Linked DNA regions of Homo sapiens: region 2 is linked to region 1. The links are chromatin loops, found by intact Hi-C in ENCODE. Cell type or tissue: IMR-90. All regions are shown on one strand. Each heading gives the region's core, and the rest is flanking DNA. Links, peaks and the distances in the headings are about the cores only. Region 1 has its middle 180 kb from the start of LINC00498. Region 2 overlaps SLC7A11 (solute carrier family 7 member 11).

What was found. Peaks named below come from ENCODE experiments on the same cell type or tissue, not always from the same donor. Only the 100,000 strongest peaks of a DNase experiment are listed, where the experiment ranks them.
Region 2: a loop joins it to region 1, with 3 times the contacts of the local background. A loop is called at or near these places in 6 of 110 quality-filtered maps.

What each region holds. Positions count from the first base shown.
Region 1 is chr4:138,493,796-138,496,716 of GRCh38, forward strand. No RefSeq gene overlaps it. Among named protein-coding and RNA genes, the nearest start is that of LINC00498, 180 kb to the left of the region's middle. In IMR-90, for the core only: a CTCF peak has its summit at 1,315; no DNase peak of the experiment used is centred there.
Region 2 is chr4:138,185,824-138,188,744 of GRCh38, forward strand. All of the region lies in intron 6 of SLC7A11 (solute carrier family 7 member 11), which reads right to left. Among named protein-coding and RNA genes, the nearest start is that of SLC7A11, 55 kb to the right of the region's middle. In IMR-90, for the core only: no CTCF peak of the experiment used is centred there; no DNase peak of the experiment used is centred there; H3K27ac peaks cover 125 bases.

The sequences.
Region 1 (2,921 bases), core at 261-2,760:
TATAAAAACCAGTCTTAAATGAGCCATCTCATGTTGTCATTTCATTTGCTTAAAGAGTCAGTGTCTGGGTCTACATATGTAAATTATATTAACTGAACTGGAGAGCTGCAAAAATAGTTGAATTTAAGGAACTATATTTACTCAAGCATATAATAACAGCTAATCAATTCAACTATTTTAAAACGTCTTAGAAATATGTCACATACAGACATTATATGTACTGGTATCTATGGGGGGAAATCATAATTATTTTCAAGCATGCAAGAAAGAAACACTACTTCAGTTTATCAACTTCAACAGCTTCCTATTAGAATCTCAGGAAAACTGCTCGATTATTCCTCTTCTTCCACAGGACCCCATTACAGGCCCCACGGGATCTCTCCACTATTGCTATTGTGTCTTAATTTTGTTTTAATCCTATTTTCAATCCTCCAATCCACTCCAATGTCAGCAAAGTGCTGTTGATCTTGAGAAGTCCTTTGTTGTAAATCCCACTGAGCCACTTTCTGCAGAGAAGCTCCCCCTTTGAAGACTTGCCCCAGTGGTCTTTGTGTTGGCTGCTTCACTGAAGGAAAAAGCAGCATGCCTTAGGTAAAAATTTTTTGCAGTGCCTTTTCAAACAGTATTTGTACACTTTAGTAGTCATCACAGAGTCTCTGCTGACCTAAAAGATTTGCAGCTTTATAAAAGCTGTGGCAGATGCTAAGAATATTCATCAACCCTTTTCTTCTTTTGAAACAGGCCCAAAAATGAATGACTTGTGGGCAAATATTGATTTCTTTTCCCAAAGATCAACTATTAAGCATGAAAGAACACCTAAACACAAAATCGAAAGGTTTACCTTGTCAAACTAGGACAGAACGTAGACCACCGCACTTTCCTACCTGAGGACACAAGGGCCAGGGAACAAATCAGAAATGTAATGTCTGTGGCACTTCTCTGTGAGTCTTCTCTGGCAACCGAAGCTGAATAAATGAAGCAACATAAAGCTGTGCTTCTCCAACTTAAACTTTAATGTGAGTATCAATTACCAGGGATCTTATTAAAATACAGATTCTGATTCCCTGGGTCTGGGATAGAGTCTGGTATTCTGCATTTCTGACTAGCCTCCAGGTGATACTGATTCTGCTCATCTAGGGACCTCGCTTTGAGTAGCAAGTGTTTAGGCCACTTACTAGCAGGAACTAAGCACAGTATCCTACAACAGCAAATGTCTTTCCAACAAGAAAGACGAGAGCAAATGCTGATGCCACATCTGCACTGCCTCAGAAAATAAAGAAGGGATGAGGAGCCCCCGAGTGGCACTCTGTGCCCATAAAAAGATCACATCCACATGAGAAGGATTGAGTGAGGCAATGGGGTTGGTGCAAGGAGCTCAGCAATCCCTCTGCTATGCACTGGGGGCACTTGGTTTGGTTTTCACATTACCAGCCTCAGCGAGGTGGAACAGAGGATTACAAAGGGATAATCTAAATGGCAATTGCAAGTGTATTGCTGTGGTCACCAGCACCTTTTCCATCAGTATTTTCCATTTCTCCAAAGCCATATGGAGCAGTTGATCTATTTGGGTGATTTCTTAAGAGAAAATGAACAATACATGGTCCCGAGTGGTAAGTGTAGTGAAAGTTAAAAATGATATTTTCTTTTATCCCAAAGACTCCAAAATGTTCACAGATCTTACTATTATCATAAAAATAAATGACAAAAGGGATTTAGTTCAGTTAGAAAGCATCCTGCTATTGGCCATGTAGATAAACTTAAAATAAAACACACTGTCTTCTAGCCTTCAGCAGCTTCTAGCCTTCAGCAGCTTCTAGCCTTGAGCATTGAGATAAAAGTCCAATATGAAGTTTCCTAATGATTTGAAGAGCTAGCTGTTTTAACAGAGATCATGGGAAAAGAGTTAGAAAAAGAGAGATTTCAAATCCAAAACTAAAAAAAAATAGTAGATGTATGCTTCAATAGATTTGTTCCTTTAGCATATGCTCCATTGATCTTTCTGAAATTCTTCCAGGTGAGTTACCTGCTCTGTCCAAAAGGGATCACCATCAAAAAAATAAGAAGTCTTTTTAGACTAACAATTCCCTTTAGTTGAGGCAGAGACTTTGGCCAAATTTACAAAGAAACATTTTTCACTGACTTGCCAAAGATATATATCAAGAGTATACGTAAAAATGAAAAAGAAATTAGACACAATTGTTTAAAAGCCAGTTATGAGAGCACCAAATCTACAGTGGTAGAGATTTGAGTTGGAGCCTGATTAGAAGGAGAACAGCCAAACAGAACCTGGCCTGACTTATAATATTACACCCAAAGCAGGGACAATCTAATTGGTGGGCTGAGTAGGTAGCCACCTACATGAAATAAAAGGGTTGTAGCGAATCTTCCTCTATCCCAGTCCAAAAGCATCTTTTGCCTAAAATTCCAAATTAGACACCCTATTCCTATTAATATATCCATGGGAGAAGTAACACCATAAATTCTCTTGAATCCTTAATATATTTCATTGGTTTGTTATTAGAGCCTCTTTGCATTATCTAGCCGTAGACACATTTTTTAATAGGTTTTGGGTGGAACGACCATCCTGGCTAACAAGGTGAAACCCCGTCTCTACTAAAAATACAAAAAAAAATTATCTGGGCGTGGTGGCGGGCACCTGTAGTCCCAGCTACTCGGGAGGCTGAGGCAGGAGAATGGTGTGAACCCAGGAGGTGGAGCTTGCAGTGAGCTGAGATTATGCCACTGCACTCCAGCCTGGGCAACAGAGGGAGACTCCGTCTCAAAAAAAAAAAAAAAAGTTTTGAGGGGAACAAGTGGTGTTTTGTTATATGAATAAGGTCTTTAGTGGGGATTTCTGAGATTTTGGTGCACCCACCACCCCAGCAGTGTACACTGTACCCAATGTGTAGTCTTTTATCCCT
Region 2 (2,921 bases), core at 264-2,763, 310 kb before region 1:
TGATAGTGGGATATATCTACCTTTCTAAATGTGGCCATAATTTTGTATATAAGACAAGAAAGCACAGAAGTGTTCACAATAATGACTTTGCACTGCCCTGCTGTGAGTTCAAAGGAAGCTCAAGATCGTGAGTATCTAATAATGCAACAGCGCAGATAATCCCATGAAATTAGAGGTGACATGCTGTGAAGTACGGACGACCGGACAGTGCTGACATTATGTGGCATCAAGAAGTACCCGACACAAATGCAATATTATGTCTTCATTTAATGCACTGGGAAAGCCAGGAAGTTACTGACCCTAATAATTTGATTCCACGTTACCAATACACATTACTTGCTTAACATAATCGCCTCTTCAGACTCTCTCCAGTTCAGGCAACTTAAACCTTCAACTGCCTGCACAAAGGCTGATCGTTTTTCAGCCATAGTGCTTATCAGCCCTCACGGAGCCTTCACCCTGCTGGGTGCCACTAATGAAGACCTCAATATAATTTCTTCCAAGATGAAAATGCAGTTCAGAATCAGGGGGGAAAAGGCACAGCCTGCCTCACTACCCAAGCTGGGTGTTTTTAGCACACTAAGTCCCAGCACATTATACCGAACAGCGATATCCCCTGTTGAAAACATGCTAGCCTAGCCAGTCAGCAACTGTCATTCATTATGCTGCTTGGAGCCTGACACTTCCCCGGATTCCCAAAGCCTTCAGCCTTGATGAGGAAACACATTGACCTCTAAATCCTGACATCCTAATATGAAAGTAGCAGATGGTCCCCTTCCCTAGTGTGAAGAGGGTCCTGTGGAATTTTCTGTTAACACTATAACATGCACTGCTAGTTGTGGTTGATAAATGCTACATTTAAGTAAAGAAAATCACTGAGCCAATCAAATATAAAAGGATAAATGGCATAAAGCAAATTAAAGATGAATTCTGTTTCTTCGTAAGAAGGGCTATTGTAAATGCAAAAGGGTAAGAAGGAGAACATGAAGGTGTATACACAGCTTTTCAACCACTCAGTGTATTATTTTGACCTTGAATCCTTTCAGCTTTTATAAGATCCCCATATGGGGAGTAAATTCTTTCTATGGAGGAGAGAGGAAGAGAGGAAAAGAAGAAGAGAAAAAGACTCTCTGTTCCTTGCAAGCATATGCTTAAGGTATATAAAGTTTCCATTGATAAAAAATGAAGTGACATTATTAATTGCAGTGAAGTAACCTATCCAAAACAGAGAGTACGGTCACATCACATGATGCTGCAAAATAGCAGAAAGAAGTAAGTCTGAAATTTGGGATTGTGGCTCTCCCAGCATAGAATTTACCTTCCCAGTCCAGCTCCTCCAAGTCAGCCCCCTGCCTGTTTCCTGCCTAGACATTACAGTCTCTCTGAGGGCCGTTTCCTAAATTGATCTAAGCAGAAGGGAACCTAGAAAATCTAACCTTCTAGGTTGGTTTCCCTTCATTCTGTTTGTTAATAACAAAAATAACAGGAGCAGCTGCTACCATTGGGCTGCTATGTGCCCAACATTTTATTAGGCACTTTACATACGTGTCTCCTTTTGTCCTTAGAAAATTCTGTGAGTTAGGAACATCAGCACATTTTATATATGAGAAAAATAAAGTCTTCGAGAGCTTAAATAACTATTTAAGGATACACAATTAGTAAGTGGAAGCCCCAGAATTCAGGTGCATACACACCCTACCTTGAAATTCGGGCATTTGGACCACCAAAGTGTATTCACTTTCAAGCATGTGGGTCCCTCAACTCTATTACTTTTAAGGAAAATCATGGTTGTTTAATATAAAGTTTATTAGAGCTTTTATCAAACTAGTATTTCTCATGTATTCTTTAACACTACAGTTTTATCTATCATAAAGAAGGGGGCAAACTGATTTCATGATTTTTATCACTTTTCTGTGTAACATGAATTGTAATGTCAAGTGAATGTTTTCAAATCGTTTCACTGTTTGGGAAATAGAATTTTAAAATTATGTATTATTTAAAAGAAAACAGAAGCTCACAATAAATTTCCCTAAAAAAACTTTTTTTTATAGAGAAGGAGGGAAGGTAACCATGCCTCAGATAAACAGAAACAGACTAACAATCTTACTATCAGCCAAATATACTACACAGATATTAGTGAGAAAAATAACAGCTTAAAATATAAACAAAGGAGAAAGAGTCTAATCTTGTTGCAATGCACAGCATATCCAGTAATTTCTCTATAATTATTCTTTTTTAAAAAAATTTTCTTTTTTTTTAAGATAGAGTCTCACTCTGTCGCCCAGACTTGAGTGCAGGGGCACAATCTCAGCTCACTGCAACTGCTGCCTCCCAAGTTCAAGCAACTCTCCTGCCTCAGCCTCCCAGTAGCTGGGATTATAGGCACCCATCACTATACCCAGCTAATTTTTTTATCTTTATTAGAGACAGGGTTTCACCATGTTGGCCAGGCTGTTCTCAAACTCCTGACCTCTAGTGATCCTCCTGCCTCGGCCTACCAAAGTGATGGGATTACAGGCATGAGCCACGACGCCCAGCTGATAATTAGATGGAATTAAGCAATAGCAAGTTGGTTGGGGTATGGCAAAATAGCCACTAGCTTCCATTCTTAGGTTCCATTTCACTTTGACAGAGGGAAGGGGGTGGGGAGGTTCTCTTGGCTGTTTTGGCATAAACAGCCATTATTGACAGAGGAGAGCAGTTGACTCCTTCAGAAGAGCTTGGTCCTACACAGTTAACTCTAGGTTTCAGGTATCAAAGTGTAAGAGCCACTGGGTGAACTGATAAAAGCTATTAGGCCATGCCTGAGCAATCTTTCTGGAGGCTTTAGACGCACAGCGCAGATAGCATTACTAGTAACCCAAGATTAAGGCAAATGGCACTTGATAATGAAGGGAATTAGAGGAAGGAACCAGTAGGCC